Regions from separate parts of the Homo sapiens genome. Here region 2 is linked to region 1. Evidence: chromatin loops called from intact Hi-C (ENCODE). Cell type or tissue: PC-9. All regions are shown on one strand. Each heading gives the region's core, and the rest is flanking DNA. Links, peaks and the distances in the headings are about the cores only.

Region 1 (10,788 bases), core at 1,231-9,230:
GCTGGGAAGCTGGGAAGCAACACTGGCTGGCATGCCACAGTTAGCATGACAACACCTCTCTTGGGCCTGGAGGGGAGGCAGCCCCATGAGAACTGTCCTGGTCTGGAGAAGCTCACCGAGCACTCTTGTCTTCCTGACTAGGCTGAGTAGGAGTGCAAAGTCACTCATTTCTCTGCGCTCCCTTGGGACTAACTAAGGTTCTTATGCTCTTAATCCCTGCTCCAGGTAATCAGCCTCCTCTGCCTGGCACAGCAATATGAGGGGGAAAGGGCTTCCTGGAAAGCCTCAGAGGGCAGCTTGTATTTGAAAAGCCTCCCATTCTTGGTGGACCCTTCGCTGATGGTGGCTGTGGCCCTTGCCTTGGGCTGCCTGCCCTGCCAGCCTGGGCCTCAATGAGGCAATGACTGGAAACTTCAGCAGGGGTTCCCACAAACAGGATGTGTGGTGCTCAGGTCCAAATAGGGGACTGTTTTCTTTCTACACCTCCCCTCACTTGACCATGTAGACAAACTCCTCAACCCTGGATATCTTCCCAGACCCTAGAGTTCCACCTAACTCCTCACCCTCCAGTCTGGCCTATCCAAGAAACATTTAAACACTGTGTCCCAAAGGTCAAATTCAAAGTCCCCAGCCCAGGAAGGGATGACCAGTCAAAGCTTCATTACCTTGTCAATGAAGGAGGCAAACTTGTTGTTGAGGGTCTTGATCTGTTCCCGCTCCTGGGCCTTTACTTGCCCAATCTGGGGGTCGATCTCCACATTGAGGGGCTGCAGGAGACTCTGGTTGATAGTCACTTCCTGAATTCCCCCAGGAAAGCCCCCAGGGCCAAAGCCACCAGGACTGCCCAAGCTGCCAGGCCCACCAAAGCCACCAGACCCACCAAAGCCACCAGGACCACCAAAGCCACCAGCCCCTCCAAAGCCACCAGCCCCTCCAAAGCCACCAGCTCCACCAAAGCCACCTCCCATTCCTCTGCCACCACCAAAGCCACCACCAAAGCCACCTCCATAGCCGCTCCCAAAGCCACCTCCATAGCCACCTGCAAAGGCACAGCTGCTCCGCCCTCCCCCAAAGCCTCCAGCCCGGGAGCCGCCAGCTGCCACGCTGATGGAGATGCTCTTGTTGCCGCCCAGGTTGTAGAGGCTGCGACTGCCAAAGCCACCTGCTCCGCTCCGGAAGCCATAGGCCCCTCCGCCAGCTCCCCCAGAGTGGGCCACACAGCTCATCCTGCTGCTGCCGGAGACCACAGCAGAGCGGCCGGAGAAACCCTGGCTCCCGCCACCAGATGTCTTGCTGGCTTGTCTGCTCATGGTAAGGAGCTTGGCGAAGAGAAGAGTGTAAGTTAAGCAGGGACACTGAGAGTCAGAGGAAGAGGGATGGGAAATGAAGACCTGTGCAAAATAAATCCCTTTATATACATTTGAGGAGGTTGTTGGGCTCAAACGAAGGAGAGATAATTAATCCCAAATATTCATGGGCTGGGTTTGCCTCCAAGGCAATAAGTTTGTTCCAGGCTACCAAACACACCTTGAAAATAAGCTGAAATGGTAAAAGTGCTAAGGTGGCAGGCTTACCTGGTGAGGGGGTGGTGCCTGGTGTTGCCCCATGTTTGGGCATGGCCTCCTCCTAGCTCTGTCTGACAGGACCCAGGAGGCACGCTCACCTGCATCAGGTGCTCAGCAGCCATCCCTCTGCCTATTAGCTGCACCTGGGCCCTGCAGAGCGGTGCCCAGCTCTGGAGAGGATAGAGTGGAGGAGGTGTGGGGAGGTTCTGCTTCTCTGAGTAGTGGAGACAGTGGAGCCCACTCACAGCTCTGGGAAAGTATCTTAATGGAAGGAGTGATGCAGGTCTCTCCACAATGACTGAGTGCACAGTATGTGCCCAGCTCTACGCTGGCCTTTGGGATGAAGCGCTGACCTCTCCTTCTCCCTTCTTGGAAAAAAGCCCAGAACTATCACAAATCTGCCTCCTGGGTTCTCCCTGTACCCCAAGCTTTAGTTCAGGAGGTAGTGACCTTTTGGTTTATGACTATCTTTGGAGAAAAAGTCAAGTTAACACCTATGTATGTTGAGCAGACACTGGCAAAATCCAACATGCCTAATGTTTGTTTCTCTTTAAAACTTCCCAGAGAAATTATACACTATTACACATCTTGGGGTTTATCTATGGCTTCCTTTCTTGCTCCCCACATTTTGGCCTTTCTCTGGTTTTAGCTTAAGGCCTAGGGAACAAGAAATTCAAATGTCAAGTCAACAACAAATTCAGCAAATATTTACAGACTGCCAAATGTGTGCCAGGCCCTTTGCAAAACTCTGGAGACCCAGTCATGGACAAGACACACAGGGCCCCTGTGGGACCATTTTCTGTTTGAGAGATGTGCTCCTGAGAGTCGCCCATGCCCCCTCACAAACCCCAGAAAGCCAGATCTGGCAGAGCCGGCAGCACTATGGAATATGTCTGACTCCGAAAGCCTGAAACTCTCCCTGTCTGGGGTTGTTCAGAGGCTTATGACTGGGCTTGGTTTGTCCAAAAGAAAGCCATCCTGCACACTCTGGAGCTGGCCAAGTTAGCTGCTTATCTCTCCAGGACAGGCCTTTTTTGTTCTGTCTGCTGCACATTGGGCCCTTCTAAGGGTGTGGTCTGTATGGCCCTGGCAGGAGCCTCCTTAGAATTGGGGGAAAGGATAGAGACTTCTTCAACACCCACTGGGTAGGGCTGGGAGTGGCCCAAGTGCAAAGGAAGTACAATTTTCTTCAGTGGCCTGGTTCTTCCATTTTATCCTTATCTCTCCCATGTGTTACCTGCCAGGCTGTGCAACATCCTAGCTCCTCCCCAGGATAAAACCATAAGCTCTCCAGGAGTTTCCAGTCTTGTTAATATACTGGGTGCCTTGAACCAAAGCACAGTGCTTTGCCAATAGTAAGTGCCATAAAGTTTGGTTTGTTGAAAAAATGAATTAGTCCATCAATTAATTATTAATGACTAATGGTTAAGCCCTTATACTGGATTACAACCAGATAAAACTGGTTGAAAGCTAGTTCAACTCCCATTGCATGAGGTAGCACAAGCTAATTGAGATTATTTCAATGTGAGGAATCCAGACTTCTCAAATTTGGTGTTCAGATTTAGAAAAATTTACATGCAAAATGAGTGTCACCTCCTCAGGGGAAAAAAATGTAGAATCACAGAATCAAGAACTAATCAATCAAGAATCAATCAATTACAGAATCAAGTTGAAGTTGACTGGACATTTGAGGTCACACAATCTGCCCCGTTCATTGCTGGGATCCCCTCTCCAGCATCTCTGACTTATATCCCTAATTTTCTGCAAGTTCTGCCCATGGACTGTGAAGTTAGCCCAGGCCTAGAGTGTGGCCACACAGGCTCCTCTCCTCTTTGCTCCCTCAAAGGCAATGAACCAAACCCAGGGCTAGACCAGATCCTCCCCATGACTAAGCATGACCAAAGCTATTTAAATTCTCTGCATTTCAGCATCATTAACCATAAAAGATGATCAATCATCTCTGACCCTCTAGATCTCACAGGAACATAGCTAGATGAATGAAATATCTGCCAGTGTTTTAAGAAACATATCACAAGGCCAAATGTGGTGGCTCACGCCTGTAACCCCAATACTTTGCAAGGCTGAGGTGGGCAGATTGCTTGAGCCCAGGAGTTTCAGACCAGCCTTGGAAACATGGCAAAACACCATCTCTATGAAAAAAATACAAAGATTAGCCGGGTGTGGTGTCATGTGCCTGTAGACCCAGGTGCTTGGGAGGCTAAGGTCGGAGGATCACTTGATCCTGGGAGGTCAAGGCTGCACTGAGCTATGATTGCACCATGGCACTCCAGCCTGGACAACAGAACAAGACCCTTCTCAACAAAAGAAAAAGAAAAAAGGAAACATATCACAAAAATTAGACCATATTTTTCCTTATAATATCTAAGAGAGCAGGATGGAGGACCTGCCTTTATGCCAGACAGAAATGAGGCTGCTGCTTGGTCTGGTGTGGGGTCTAGAGTCCAGGGCAATGAGTCTCTAGGAATTCCTAAACCCATAGTGATTCAGGGTACTTAGTGCCCCAATGGGGGGAGATCTTAGTCATTGCCAGAGCCCACTGATTCTGAGCCATGCTTGTCATTCCTTTAGAGGGAATTATCTTGGAGAAGAATCTTTGAGAAGCAACATCACAACCACTGCTGTCATCAGCTAGTCCTGGGTCGGGGACCTCCCCAGCAGATGGTGGAAGAAAAAGGAAGAAGGGCATAATCTATACTTACTCTTGGGGTTGGGATAGCAGAGAAGACATGGCTTGACCTTTGAGAGGACAGGGAGCAAAACAAAGATTGGGGAATACATTCGTGGGACTAGATTGTCAATTCTGATCAGAGCTGTGAGTGAAGGAAGTGGTGGAAGGGGAGGAGATAATCAGTGAGTTGAAATTCTTATTGGTTGGGCCCATCCCTCTAAACTTGTAGGGCCTAATAAACACTTTGAGAAAACAGAGTTGGTTTACAGTCATCCCCAACACTTGAATTATCTGAAGTTTATTAACTAAGCGCCCTAAGTGTTTACTCCCTGGAGAAAAGAGTGAGTCACTGGATTGCAATGTGTAAAATCGAGACTCATAGGGTGCTACGGCCAGGAGGCTCTCCAGTCCACTCCTCTACCTCGAGGCAGAATTCACCTGGCCACTCCTACTCTTCAGGATCCCCATGGAAGGCGATTCATCAAATCTCCTAACTTGCCCAGGCCAGCAAGACCCCACCCTGACCCAAGGAAGGTCTTCAAGGATCTAGCTTTCGTGCCTTCCACTCCATTTCATGGGAGCCTAACTCCTCTTAAAGGATCAGTGAAGTTGTGGTCAGCAGCAGGAGGCCCAGTCACCTGTCCGTCATGGCATGGCACCCATACCTCTCTGCTTGTGAAGGCCCCTTTTAACACACAAAAAATTACATTGACCTTCACACATGTCAGAACTCATACTTCCAGTATCCTTTGAGAATATACATTTTTTACTATGAATTTAGCAACACTTTTAAATAAAAGTGCAGTTCATAGTCATATACATTTGAAAGTGGTAATACATATACATAAAAAGACACATTATTCACTCAGTCGAGAGACACTTGCATCCATGTGCATTCTCAGAATCCTTGCAGTCCTGACACAACAGCAACCCTAACTGGGGCCTCTCAGCCTCAGGTCTCAAGGTCCTGCCCCTTCCACGGCTGGACACCTGCCCCCAGCTGAGATTCCCCACTGAGCACTGTTACCACCTGTCTTCCCTGCCTTTGTGTCCATCAGCCTGTGGCCCTGGCAGGCCTTCAGCAGATGGGAACTGAGTTGCGATGAATTTGCTCTTGCCTGGCCTTCCATAGTAAAACACACACACTCCCCTGGTTTCTGTATCACAACCCTTCCAATATTAGAAAATACTGTGGAATTCACAGACACCAACCTCCCAGTTAGATAGACCCAGTTGTTTCTCCCAGTCCTCAGTACAGATGGTTTCCGGGAATCTTCTCTGCACCCACTTTAATATGTTAATGGACCTCTTAAAACTACAGTGCCTTGCTAAGATAGGATACTTAAGGTGGCTTCATGTGCACCAGAACTAATAAGAAGCCCCTTCCTGTCTGTGATGGGGGCACTGTGCTTCTTTCAATGCAAGCTAAGATTCTGTTCCCTTCTTTAGCTCTTGACTTCCATCAATCCTGCCTGGGGAGGAGGAATGGTAAGGCATGGGTTTGTTGGTGGTGGGGGCAGGGGGTTGTTTTTGTTTTTTTGTTTTTGTTTTGAGAGAGAGAGAGAGAGCCCCTCACTCTGTTGCTGAGGCTGGAGTGCAGTGGTGCAATCTCAGCTCACTGCAACCTCAACCTCCCAGGCTCAAGCCATCCTCCCACCTCAGCCTCCCAAGTAGCTGGGACACTGGCATGCACCACCATGCCCAGCTAACACTTTTTTTATTTTTTTTGTAGAGACAGAGTCTCTCTATGTAACCCAGGTTGGTCTTGAACTCCTAGGCTCAAGCAATCCGCCCACTTCAGCCTCCCAAAGTGCTGGGATTATAAACATGGGCCACCATGCCAGCCAGCTTCCTAGTTTTAAATAACTCACTTCCTTGTCCTGCTGTAAGAATAAACTGAAGGGACAGCATTCACAAAGCACTTACAGAGAAAATAAACATAACAGTAAAAATGAAAAAAAAAAAAGGTTTGCCCTGAATAAGCCTCTATTTACATAAGATTCCTCTGCATGGATAAGAGCTGTCCATTTATATTTGTGCTGAATCATGTCTGGCTGGCATGCCTGCTCAAACCAGAGGCTTGTACACAGCAGAAATCACAACCTTGTCCTCGCTGGAGAATTCCCAAGAGATCTTAGGAAGTTATTAAACAGTTGTCTTCAAACAAAAGATAGGCCGGGCGTGGTGGCTCAGGCCTGTAATCCCAGGACTTTGGGAGGCCGAGGCGGGCGGATCACGAGGTCAGGAGACTGAGACCATTCTGGCTAACACGATGAAACCCCATCTCCACTAAAAATACAAAAAATTAGCCAGGAGTGGTGGCGGGCACCTGTAGTCCCAGCTACTCCAGAGGCTGAGGCAGGAGAATGGCTGAATCCAGGAGGCAGAGATGGCAGTGAGCCGAGATTGCGCCACTGCACTCCAGTCTGGGTGACAGTGCGAGAGTCTGTCTCCAAAAAAAAAAAAAAAAAGATAGAAGGGGAGGTGAAAAAAGTCATTAAGTGGTCATTTAACCTGGGAAAGGCATTTAAGAGGAAAAATACATTTATTTCTCAATGCAATGATTTGAAAAGCATGGATCTCTCTCCACTGAGGAATTTGAGGGGATCCAGTTAGACATAAAGCAAAGGGTACAATCATGGTGAAAATAAGGGGACCAGGGGACACTGTAAGTAACCCAAGGGGATTTTTAAAATAGCAATTTATAGCCCCTAGCATATGAAAGATGCTCAATAAATATCAAAGGAATGGATGCCAGCGTGTGGGGTGAGAGACAATTCTGCCAAGAGACAAAGGAATGACAGCAAACCTCTTCATTCCTGGAAACATACCCTCATAGGAAACAAGAGTGGGAAAGGAGGCATGGCCATGGCAAGGCTTAGCATTACAGCTGCGTGGCAGGGGAGGGAGGTGCAGAGTGGTGGTTCCCAGACTGCAATTCAAAGCACATCATGGGCCTCCAGGCCACACCCTGAGAGCAGGTGGCCCAGAGCTATCTCCTCATCCATTTCTGAGCTTAATCTCTCAGACACGCCTTGTTCTGAGCTTGTCTAGTCTTAGAACATAAAGCCCAAACCCCAAACAAATTGGACAATGGGCCAACCCATGCCCTCCACATCCTGGCCTCAACCTTGCTCTCTAGCGTCCTCTCCCACCACTCCCTGCCCTGTCTTGAGTGATGCTAAGCTGCTTTTGGTTTGGTACTGCACTGAGCCACACTTCCCTGTCTTTACTCTGCAATTCTTGCTGCCTAGAGCACCCTGTTCCCCTGCACCCCTCTTGCAAGCTCCAGGTCCACACCCCTTTTACATGGCTGACTTCACAGCTGTCACCTCCTCCAGGGAGACTTCCTTGAATCCCTGGCAAAAGCAAATGATTCTCCCTTAGGCTTCCAGAGTCTCAGTGCTTGCATACACCATTGCTTTTAACATTTTCCTGAAAGTATGGAAAATGTGTATTTAATGTGTCTACACTCCCCACACTCACTCACCATTTTCACATTAAACTCTGCCCTTCTCAAGGGTGAGGACCACGCTGCAATAAGCTTTATATCCTCATGGCCCTACACAGAGTCTGACACAATGTAGGTGCTCAACAATGCTTCTCGAACTGAAGCAACTGCCCCTGCCGTGCTCTTGGGTGGTGGATTCACAGGAGAAGGAGCTACCAGCCCGATGGGAGAAATGCTGCAGCTTCACAGGACACGACACAGAAAAAGGAGTGTGACCAAAATCCAGTATGAGGAGGCCTAAGGGAGACAGAACAGCAGGATATTCCAAAGGGGTGGAGCCACTCCTAGAAGACTTCTAGACGAAAGGACTCCTCTTAGGTATCAGAATCTTGCCCTCTGTAAGAAGAGCACCTGCCCTGTCTCTAGCATCTAGGGCCTGCTTCTTCCTCAAGACCCCACTTCAATACCGCCTCCTGCATGAAGCCTCCTGTGATTGCCAACCCCTCACTCTAGACTAGAAGTAATTTTGCTACCCTCTGGACTGTCATGTCCTTCATTTGTAACTTCCAAAGGCATTCATCTGTCTGTCTGGTTACCAAGTTCTTTATGTGCATGCTTTTATCTAGACATTATCATCTGTATTAAAAGCTCCTTGAAAACAGAGTCTAATTCTTCTTTGTATAATGGGTCCCCATTGCCCAGCACAAACTAGGCACTTGGTAAACATTGTTCAATTAACATTTGTTAAACAGCTACTATATGGCAAGCACAGTGGCCCTGGAATGTCAAGATGAATAAAGTCATGGTTCCTGCCCATAAATAATTTATAGACTAGTGGTTTGTTGAGTAAATGAGTGAATGGCTGGGTGGATGGATGGATGAATAGATGGATGATGGATGGATCATAGATGGATGGATGGATGGATGGATGGATGGACGGATGGATGAGTAGATGGATGAATGGGTGGATGGCAAATGACAGTCCAAACACTTTCTCCAGAAAATGTCTTCCCAGCTTATCTAGCTTCTCACCCACTTTCTCGAATTTTTAAGGATCAAATCCACAACACTCAAAGTAAAAAAACTGCAGATGCAGAACAATCCTACCTTGACCCAAAGCCAAACCAGAAAACCATGGGCAGCAATGAGCCTGAGTCCTGGGGCTCCCACCACCAAGACCCTTCATGGCCACAACTCTACACTCCCAGCCCTCTTAGTGGAATAACGAGATGACTGTTCAGACCCTACCATCAACACGGGAAAAAAAATGGAACAGGTGCTAAAATGGCTTTTTTCCTTTCAGCCTGCTCCCTCCCTTTGTCCCTCGTTGGCCCACTGTTACCATGTCCTGAGGGCCCACAAAGGGGGCACAGCCCCCTCAACTATTTCCCCACGTAGCTGTCTCACTAAACCCTGAACATCCACCCAAGACATGGGAGCAGCCATGCCTTATTCTGAGGTCCTCTGGTCTTAGAACACAAAGCCTGGGCCCCGTCAGCAAGTTAAAACAAAACCCCACAGTGGGACATGAAATAAGCCCCTCTTTGCTATAACCTTCTGGGTTTACTAGCAACGAGGTAGGGAGACTTCAGAAGTATTGGTGAGAACTTTCTGGAACTGAGAGGGCTGAACCCAGAGCGGAGGGTCTTGGTGAGGTGGGAGGGATCTATGCAAACATAGCAGTTGTTCAGGAGTTGACAGGTGCCTGAGCCAAAGTGATGGTGGGGCTGCAGCCAGGGCTGGGAGCCAAGATCTTGGGGAATGGAGTCAGGGCAGATGAGCCAAATAAACCAAGTTAGAGATTTGCCAACCTGCAGTTGGGCTCTTCAGATGTGAAAAGTGATTTCCGTATACTTAGAGGTAAAGGATTTAAAAGAAAAGGGAGAGCATGGGGCCTCCAACGGGGTAAATAATGCAAGCCATGTCTCCCTGTTTCCTAAGCACTAGGAGCTGGCCAGAATCCAATTCGAAGGATCAGAGAGAAGGGTGGTGTCTATTATCTCAGCAGTATATTTACCCCAAATAATCCCCTCTGACTAGCCAGCCAGTTTCAAACATATGAATCAAGGCCAGGATCCACTCTCCTGGACTGTTCTAGAAACAGAGACCAACATGAGGGCTTTTCCTTTTTATGTAAAATAGAAGACTTTTTTTTGAGACAGAGTCTCACTCTGTCGCCAGGCTGGAGTGCAGTGGTGTGATCTCGGCTCACTGCAACCTCTGCTTCCTGGGTTCAAGGGATTCTCCTGCCTCAGCCTCCCGAGTAGCTGGGATTATAGGCGCCTGCCACCACACCAGGCTAATTTTTGTATTTTTAATAGAGACGAGATTTCACCATGTTGGCCAGGATGGTCTCGATCTGTTGACCTCATGATCCGCCCCCCTTGGCCTCCCAAAATGCTGGGATTACAGGTGTGAGCCACCGTGCCCGACCTAAGAGACTTTTTATATAAATAAGAAACGCTGACACACTCACATAGCCATGTGCCTATGAATACAAACACATTTATTCTAAGATGCACATACACGCGTATAATCTACGGCCTGACCTTGCAGTGTAAATCACTGAGTTCAACCAAAGAGATGCTGAGAGGCACGGAGGGCTGCTCAGGCTGGCTGCTCCCACACTCAGGGGGCATGAGAAATGCTTTAACCTGCCCCTTGCCTCTCTGTGAGGCCCAACACAACCTGCAGCCTCCTGGTGGGTGAACCTGAGAAGCTCCACCCCTAGTTCCAACCTTTAACTCCTCCTCACCACTCCCAGAAACTCAAAAAAAAAAAAAAAAAAGAGCCCATCTGCATTTTGCCAGGGGAGGAGTGCAGCCCTTGGAAGAAGCCAAAGCCACCAAATGCAGCTGCAGAGACTTCCTGTTCTGACACATGGGGCTCAATGAGCCCTAAGACAATGGGGATATTAGGGCCAGGCTGATGAAGGACAGAGCCCAGGTTGCTCCTGGCAAAGTCCCCTGCCCAGAGAGCACAAGCCCCTGAGATTAACCCTTTGCTACTCTGTCCCCGCTTTCCCAAAGGCAGAACAACCCTGAGCCTACCTTGGATCTGCACGAGACTCCCATGGGCAAGGA
Region 2 (9,394 bases), core at 1,395-9,394, 130 kb before region 1:
TTGCTGGCACCGCCCAGACATCTCGTGGGCATCTTCACTCTCCCTTTCACCCAGCACAAGGCTCCAGCCCACTGCGGCTCCAAGAGGCAACTTTAGAGACCACGTTTCTGGCCTCTAACTGTAGTCAGACTATTATCCATGCCCCCTTCACCAGGGAAGGGGCCTATAGTGCCACTTCCTCCCCGCCACCTACCCAAATCTGGACCCTATTTCTAGACTCGTCTCAACTTGCAGCTCCTCCACGACTCACATTGACTTCTCCTCCTAGCTGCTGATGGAAATGGGCTGGCCTCTTGGTTTCCAAGACAACATGCTCCCTCACTTCTCTCATCCTCAATGATGGCTCCTTTGGACTCAACTGATTGCCCTTTCATTGTCTAATCTTTAGGCATAATGGTCCCTGGGTTCTGTTATTGATGACCTCCTCTCTTTAAAAAAAAAAAAAAGGAGAGAGAGAATAAGTTACTTTAATGGCAAATAAAACTGAAATTAATGGAGAATTAGTTACACAATTCAGGGGTCCATATAATCTACTCTCAGGTGGAAATATATGCTTTCCACAACGCTTCCCCACAACACACACACACACGCACACACACACACAAACACATATACAAACAAGTACAGTTGAAAATAGGTGCCTATTCTCCCTGGATGCTCTAAAAATGTCCCCAGCCACAAAAATGTCCTAAAGCAGCAATATTGTCTAGAGATCTTTTAGAAATCTGTGGATGCATTTTTTTTGCTTGTCACTGTGACATGGGGAGCTGTTACTGGCATGTAATTACCAGAATCCAAATTATGCTAGGCCTCCTGCCCAGCTTTCGAGTGCGCCATAACGTATAATGGTTGAACCCAGAACCCAACTGTGTATCACATAGAGATGCAGAGTTTCAGCACAGTTTTCAGATACACTGAGTGGTTGAAAAATACAACTACTGTATAAATAGAGAGAAGATCATATTTCTTTTCATCAGAAGCTTATAAGAGTTTTTGTTTGTTTTTTGTTTTTTTGTTTTGTTTTGTTTTTTACCTTTTTGGGAAATTGTGTCATCATTAGCAAAACTACCAGAGTTTTAAAGTTGCCCATAGACGTCCTACATCCACTTGCATTTGTAACTGGTTTAATGCATGGTGATTTTACCTATAGGCACAAATATCTGACTGCTTCATTATGTCTTCCATTGCAGTTCCACCTAAGATCTTACAGGTTGAAATATAGTATGATATTATACCTTTTTTTTCCTTTTCTGTCTCCTTTATACTACAGTGGGGATTTTTTAAAATTCTGTGTTATCACAATATAACTATGCCTTTCTTTCTCTTCCTAACAGTAAAGGGTGTTACTTTAATTTTTGCTATAAGACAAGAGACATGAGACTGATACCTTTAGAACTGCAATTTAAATAAAGAATATTCTTTTCAAAAGAAAGTTTTATCAATATCCATAAAGTCCCTGTTAAAATTTTCACACCAGTTTTTGATAGAACTGGGCAGTTGTGTGAGACTTCCTCATGGTCCCTCCAAGGGACAAACAGAAGGTCCCCATTCCAATGAAGTCTTTCCTGGACTTCCTAAAATTCCAAGAATGCTACAGGCTCCAGCTCAAGACCATCATTTGGAATTCTCTCTCCCAAAGTGCTAGAGAACAGAACAGCCCCTGAGGCCAGTGAAGACTACCCATGGGGAGGAGTTGGGATAGCAGAGTTGAGCTGAGCTAGGATTAGGATCTGAGAGGCAAGGGGTCCAGGGAGAATTGCTGGATTCAGCTGTTCTCCACAGACCTTCAGTGGTTGTCTTAGGCCTGGAGTTGTTGGAGAGAAGGCAGTTAGTGTGTGGGAATGGGAAAAGGTGGGAAGTCTGTTCTTCTCTAGAATTAGATGAATCCCCAAGCTGTGTTAGAGATGTGGCTGTGTAAGAGCCACACAGTTATTGAAAAAAGAAAAAAAAAATTGATCAGTTGTGGAAGGAAGACTGGCTGGCCACTGAATTGATGGCTGCAATGTTGTGGCCATTCAACAAAGAAGCATGGTGCAGAGGGAGCCCCATTGACCAACCTGCTGAAGGTGACATTCTGTCCTTCTAACTGTGCTGCTATGGGGGAGGCACATGGATCTAGACCCAGGGAGAAGAGGTGCCTGCAGGTATCTTAAAGTAAGGACAAAATGCGGGAATTGGTAGGGTGTGGTGGCTCACCCCTGTAATCCTAGCACTTTGAAAGGCTGAGGTGGGTGGATCACCTGAGGTCAGGAGTTCATGACTAGCCTAGCCAACATGGTGAAACCCTGCCTCTACTAAAAATACAAAAATTAGCCAGGCATTGTGGCGGGTGCCTGTAGTCCCAGCTACTTGGAAGGCTCAGGCAGGAGAATCACTTGAACCCAGGAGGCGGAGGTTGCAGTGAGCTGAGATCGCGCCATTGCACTCCAGCCTGGGTGACGAGAGCGAGACTTTGTCTCCAAAAAAAAAAAAAAGAAAAATCCAGGAATTGGGTCACAGGTTGTAATGTATGGACAGAAGCCACAGTCAGATTCCAAAAGGCCTATCTGCTGAAGAATATGCAATTCAAATCCCATCTGGGTGAAGATGATCAAGTCGACTGCAGTGGGAAGGCCAGAGTAGCAAGACATCTGGAAAAGAGAATTAACATATATGTATATTTTTGCCTGAATGTTCATACATACCTTTTGAAGGACACCCAAGAAACTGAGGGGAGTGGTTGCCACAGAGAAAGGGAACTCATGGCAGGGGACAGGAGAACTTTAACCCCACGTTCGCCCTTGTAGATTGCCCTCCTGCTGAGTATTGTTACCAGGATAAGCACCAAGCATCAAACACACACTAGACCACCTAGGGATGGAAGAGTACAATCTAAGGTTCGGGGAGGTCACCAGTAGATCTGGGGATCTCAGTAGCTTTGGTGGATGGCCTCTGAGGAATTCTGACCAGCTTCATGTCTGTTAAACTTTGTCCACTTGAGCAAGTTTCTCCCATTTACTTCCGGTTTTCCTTCCAGGGAGTATCAGTAATTCTTCTGCTCCTTCTTCCTGAGTTATCTGATGATTTATTCTACCCTCCAAATGCTGATGACTCTTTGGTTTACACCTTTAGCCCCATTCATTACAAGGATAAAGCAGATGCACTTGCTACGTAACTCAGCATCTTTCCCCACAAGCCCTCTTGCTAGATTCTTTGTTACTACCCAGACCAGGAATGTGGACTCTCCTCTTTGCCTCACCCAACCGCATCCTCATCCAATCTATCACCAAGTCCTAATGATATAGCAACTAACTATCTCTGTAATGCATATTCTCATTTCTGACCTTCTACTACTTCTAAGGGCTGGAATTAAAGTGCAAGTCCCTATCGTCTTTTGTCTTCACCTTTGCAATAGTCTCTTAAGTCTTCCTGCCTCCAATATGGACCTCTCCAATCTGCCCTGGCTGACTTTTCCAAAACACCAATCTGACCATGACACTCTCCTATTAAGTACTTTTACCAGTTCCTCCTCACCTATGACAGCTGTTTCTGACATAAAATTCCTGAGGGAAAAAGACATTTCCATAAATAGATCTCCCATCAGCAGACCAGATTTCTTAGGGAATACTTGGAAACAAGACAAGCTGTGGTCCATACCCAATTCCTACTCCACTAGCAGTAAGACAACCCCTTTCCCTTCCACTGGACCAGTACATAGTAGGTCTAATAATAGATATGAAAACCCCATCTGAGAACTTGTGACCCAGAAGCCAAAGTCCAGACTCCATAGAATGCCAACAAGGCCCTTCTTGATTGGATCTGGATATCTTTTCCGCATCATTTCTTGTCACTAATTCCATGCTTCTTCAGATGCTTAACTACTTCATGAAATTTCACTCTTCTATGTCCTTATCTATATGATTCCCTCTGCCTTGAAGATCCTCGTCTGCCTGAAAAACTCTGATTCATTCTTTAAAGCCCTGCCAAGCATCACTTTCAATCATCTGTGTTCCTGTATATCTATTTCTGTGTCTTGGATGTATCTCTACCATTGCTACCACCCAGGTCTCTAGGCTCTCTGAAAGCAAGAACCATGTCTCACTCATCATCATCTCCCCAACGCCCAGTTCCTCATACATAGTATTTGTGCAGAAAATGTTTTTTGAACAGAACTGAATCCAGAGTCTTCCTTTATCGTCTTTCTAATGTGGATGCATTTTGGCGTTTGGTCTAACTCAATTTACTTCTTCACTATATACTGACTTACACAGGGTTTTCATTTAATCCTTGTAACCTTACAAGCCTTGGTAAGTTTCCCTGCAAATTGTATTTTTCTCTGTTTCATGACCTTCCCATAAAAACTCGAGTCCAAAGAAGATAAACAGGAGTATCCCCAGTACTGAAATGTGACTAAATAAAGTTGTAACCTAAGAAAGTATGTAGAAAATCTGGGCCAGAGTATAAGAACACATCACTGTTCATTCAGTAGCGTCCCTGGGAAAGAGGTGCTATATCTGTTGACCCCAGAGGTCAGCTCTTCTGTGAAGGAGAGTGAATCATCTCCCTCAAGGCCACCTAACTCTCATTGTTCTAAATCCACAGATCAAGCCAGCTCTTGTCAGTACTTTAGTTTCCCAGATCTCTTGATAACAGGATGGTATTTCAGTCACTGGAAGTATGTGTTTCCCCACAAGCTAATGCTGGACATTCTGGTTGACACATCCTTCATCTCTTGTGTGTTTGGTTCCCATAAATCAGTACTCAGGAGCAGATTCAACTTTGGGTGCACTAACAAATCAATTTCCTGTCCCTGCAGAGCTGTCACTGAGCCACAGTGACCATATCAAGGTACTTCCCTCCATGGAGGCCCTGAGCAGCCAGCTGCCTTTTACTTTTTTGTCACTCCCTTTTTAATTCTTTTAGCTACTCTGTATAACACATTCACAATTCACAAAGGTTTTCACGTTATATTTCTTTTCCTCTTGATGTCTAGAGGAAAATATTCTCATTCCCATTTCTCCTACAAGACAACTTAGGCTCAGGATGGCCAAGTCACATCCAAAGATCCACACATCTTATAAGCTATAGATGCCTTTTCTTTGCCTGCCCTTTAAATAGTACAGTTCCTTGTTCTTTCTACTCTACCATAGTGCCTTTCAAATTCTGACATTAGTCTGAATGGAAATGGACATGGTGGTGTTTCATCCAGCTAAACCCACTGCTGGACTCACTCTGACAGTGACAGCAGGGGAATTTCCATAGGGAAGTGCCCGGAACCATCCCAAAATGGAGCCAGGTGGGATTCCAAAAAACAAAGCACTAAACACCAGGGTGATCAGTGTGCAGTATTTAAAAGGAGGACTAAAGGTTCAGAGTGAAGTGCAGCATTCTCACGGTGGACAGGGACATGAGGGATGTTCTAGCTGGGTATGTCTGCAGTTAAGGAGTCAGGTTATGGAATTTCATAGACGAGTTTAAGGAATTTGGCTCAGGGCGAAGGCTAGTTTCTGTGTGTTTAACAAAAGGGCTATTTCCCAGTGTTTCCCAGCAACAACTAAACAGCTTTGTCAGTGCCTGAGAATGCCCGAGACCCAGCTTTGCTTCAAGCCTGCAAAGGAAAGCATGCAGCTGGCCAAGTGATGGAGTAGACAAGGCACACTGTGTTTCCCGGTCAGGACACAGAAAGACAGCAGGGGACACTGGGGTCCCTACAGAAGGGATAACTGAGAAGGAAGAATAGAGCTCACCTGAGTTGTGTTTGCATAATACATGTGTGATCTATCCTCTCCTTATTCCATTAGCCCTGTGGGACTCTGGAGCTAAGAAGACTTTTCCTAATTGGAAACTAAGGAAATTGATCCTCAGAGAAGTTGACTGCTTTTTTCACGTTCAGAGAACCATTACAAAAATTTTGGTAACTTGCTTCTTTGAGCAAGCATCTACTGAGCTGTATGGAGTCCCACAAGCAATGTTACGTCATCATCATCATCATCATCATCATCACCATTATCATTAAAACTGGCACTTATTTAGTGCTTGCTGTGTGCTCAGCCCTGTGTATTCATCTTATTCAATCCTCACACTATTCCCACAAGGAAGGCATTATCATCCCCAATTTAGACATACTAAAACTGAGGTGCAGAGATGTCTGTAACTTGCACTGTATTACAGAACTAGTAAATGGTGATGGTAAGATTCAAACCCAAGCATATCTGAGTTCAACTGTCCATGCTTCTGGCCACTATGCTATCCTGTTGTACAACTTCACAAGTATGAGCTATGTGTCAACAAGGGAACTTCTTAGATTATGCAGAGCTTTGGGTGGTGGCACAAAAAGAGAAGGGAAATGGAATATCCAACTCTCTATTACCACTCTTAGTTCTTGAACTCCCCAGGCCAAAGTCTGTATTCTGGCTCCAGTAACTGCTGACCCTATATTACTCATGCCCCTCCTTACTGGCTGTTCCACGTGAAGAATTACTTTTTCATGCAATACTTTCCCTTCTTCTCAATGCCACACCTCTTCCTCCCAACCTGCTTGCTCACTGCCCTTTTCAAGAAAGCCTTCTCAAATGAACAAAACCTGTCACCCGGTCTCTCCATTTCTCCATGACATCCCCACCATCTGGGAAAGTGCTTGCTCTCTCTGTGATTCCAGTCTGGTGAAATGTTGCCTGGTTGGCCTCTGCATTTTTCTCATGTTTGTGTGCATGACTTTCCCATATGCCATGTGGCTCTAGTGTCTTCTTTTACCTCACAAAACACCCATCCAGGTTAGACAGTGCCGTAAACAAGGGCGATCGAGACATGGAGAATTTCAAATGCAGTTTATTGCAGCAAAACAAGGAAATGGGGAGTTTAAGACCTCTCCACAAAAGAAAAACAACTTGCTTACACCTTATGTACAAAACCAAAACAGCACAGAGATAAGATGCTAAGGAGCTGTCCACACCCTGGGTCTAACTGGTCCTACTCTGGCTGGCTTAAGGAGGTGCTTTGAAATGTCATGTGGGTGGTGGTCACTGCTGAACTGTTTCTCAGGGAAAGAACAAAGCAGGGTCATAGCCAGGGGACTGAGATTGCCACTGATCTGAAAACTTCATTGGGAAACAGCAGAAAAGAAAGAGCTGGGGGAATAGGATGAGCTAGTGTAACTAACCATAGCTCTTTTCTCCGGTAAGGCTGGGACAAATCGACCTCGGTCTTGCCAAGCATATTTGTTAGTGATGCTGGGGGAGAACTAGAGCTAATGAAACAGAGGGCATCTCTTTATCTGGTTACTCCGGAATAAGTGGTAGAAACAAACTTCACGCTGGAACTGCCACCAGAGGACTTGACACCCCCAGAGCTGGATCCCCGGCCTCCTATGGAGCCTCCAGAGCTCCCGCCGCCAGAGCCCCGGCCGCCAGAGCTGCCGCCGCCGCCGCCTCCAGAGCCACCTCTGTAGCCCCCACTGCTGCTTCCGGAGCCGTAGCTGCCATGGCCGCCGCCGCCACCTCCAGAGCCATAGCTGCCACCTCCGGAGCCGTAGCTGCTACCTCCGGAGCCATAGCTGCCACGGCCGCCGCCGCCGCCACCTCCAGAACCATAGCTACCACCTCCGGAGCCATAGCTGCTACCTCCAGAGCCGTAGCCACCGCCGCCACCTCCTCGGCTGCCACCTCCACTGATGGTGGTGTGGCTTGTGCTCACAGCTGCAAGAGGAAGCTCAGTTATTTTCAACCTCAACTCCGTTTCCAGCCCAACAAAGCCTGCACATGCCCCTGAGAAATCGACTTGTACTTACACACACTCACGTTCGGGGCACATTCTCCAGACATCCTGTAGGAGAAAATAAGAAAATTCCTCAGGACACTCCAGCTTCCCAAACCGCTTCCCCATTCCCCGCTCCACCACCTTGAAGACTTTCCCCATCTGGGTCTTCTCCAATGCACTTAATCTGAAACTTAATCCAATCCCCTCTGGCCTCCCAGACCTGTCATTTTTTCTCAGCAAGAGTACAAACACGGAGAAATTCCCATATAAACGAGACAAGAGCCTTGCAGCCAATGAAGGCCCCCTCTAAAGATGCCGACTTTAGGCCAGCTGCCATCTGAGGCAGCCCAGATAAAGAATAATTTGCTCCACCTCAAAGCTCTTTCTAGATATGTTACAGCCCTAGAAGAAAAAAATAAACAGCTTGGGACTCCAGCTCCCAAAGTAAAACTAGGTCCTTCCTCCTGCTCCGTGTACTTTTCATTTCCCCATACCCAGCACAAGCTGCAATCAGATGGCTGCATCTTCAACAACAATCAGCTTGCAAGGAAGGAAGACCATGAGAAGAGGTTCGACTCCCAGCGTCCCTTCCTCACCTGCTTTCTTCTCCCTCCAGGAGGGTCCTGTAGGTGGCAATCTCCAGATCCAGGGCCAGCTTTGTGTTCATCAGCTCCTGGTAGTCGCGCAGCAGGCGGGCCAGGTCTTCCTTGGCCTGCTGCAGGGCATCCTCCAGGTCATTCAGCTTGTTCTTGGCATCCTTGAGGGCATTCTCGCCACGCTGCTCTGCATCACTGATGGACTGCTGCAAGTTGGAGATCTGAAAAAGAATATGACACCCTCTCATAATATGCATTCCCCACTAGGCCTCCTCATCCCAATTGGTCTCCCCACTCCAGTGAGGCCAATAATGAGTCCAACAGAACCACTTGGCCTTAAGTCATCTCACACCCACCTCCAGATAACACATCACCATGTTGACTTCCTTAAAAGACCTTAGGGATAACTCAACAGCCTCTCTTGGCCCTGAGTCAAGGCTCCTACAACCCTTACAGACTTGACATTCTTCTAAACACCTACTCTAAAACCTCCTGGCTGCCCTTCCTCTCACTCCCCAACTCTTAAGTCCACTTTGGGTCATAGGCTAGATCACTCACATTGACCATCCCATCTTTCTCTACTAGGCCATTCTCACAGATTTCCCTAAAGAGAACCCAGCATGATGGCTGCATTCTGGAAACTAGCATAGTCACAAAAGGAACCAGGGATAATAATGTAGCCTTGGGATGAATTGCAAGATTCAAAACTAGGAAAGCACTCGCCCTTTACCTGAGGGTTACCCCCATTCCATACAGCTGAGTGGTAGAAGGAGAAAGCACATACCTGCTTCTTGACATTGTCGATTTCAGATCTAAGTCTCTGGATCACACGATTCAGCTCAGAAATTTCTATCTTTGAATTTCTCACACTATCCCCATGTCTGCCAGCAGTGATCTGCAGCTCTTCATACTAAAGATGGTAGATAGCGTTTGTTAAATGTAGGCAGAACTCAGCATGGCACAGGCACACATACATGAGATAACACAGGATAGCAAGACAAGCCATTTCAGGGAAACTGGCTAGGCTTTCAGCCCACTCACCTTGCTCTGGTACAAGGACTCGG

The links. A loop is a pair of places that touch in the nucleus more often than their neighbours do. Peaks named below come from ENCODE experiments on the same cell type or tissue, not always from the same donor. Only the 100,000 strongest peaks of a DNase experiment are listed, where the experiment ranks them.
Region 2: a loop joins it to region 1, with 14 times the contacts of the local background. A loop is called at or near these places in 2 of 110 quality-filtered maps.

The regions. Positions count from the first base shown.
Region 1 is chr12:52,794,733-52,805,520 of GRCh38, forward strand. It overlaps KRT3 (keratin 3), which reads right to left and starts at 1,385. Exons shown (of 9, transcript NM_057088.3): 1 at 666-1,385. The coding sequence starts at 1,310. In PC-9, for the core only: no CTCF peak of the experiment used is centred there; DNase peaks (open chromatin) are centred at 4,609 and 6,259; H3K27ac peaks cover 4,327 bases.
Region 2 is chr12:52,667,945-52,677,338 of GRCh38, forward strand. It overlaps KRT1 (keratin 1), which reads right to left. Exons shown (of 9, transcript NM_006121.4): 5 at 9,372-9,394; 6 at 9,115-9,240; 7 at 8,331-8,551; 8 at 7,766-7,800; 9 at 6,792-7,673. The coding sequence ends at 7,249. Among named protein-coding and RNA genes, the nearest start is that of KRT1, 7.8 kb to the right of the region's middle. RefSeq lists an enhancer at 6,956-7,456. In PC-9, for the core only: no CTCF peak of the experiment used is centred there; DNase peaks (open chromatin) are centred at 3,247, 4,617 and 5,527; H3K27ac peaks cover 2,533 bases.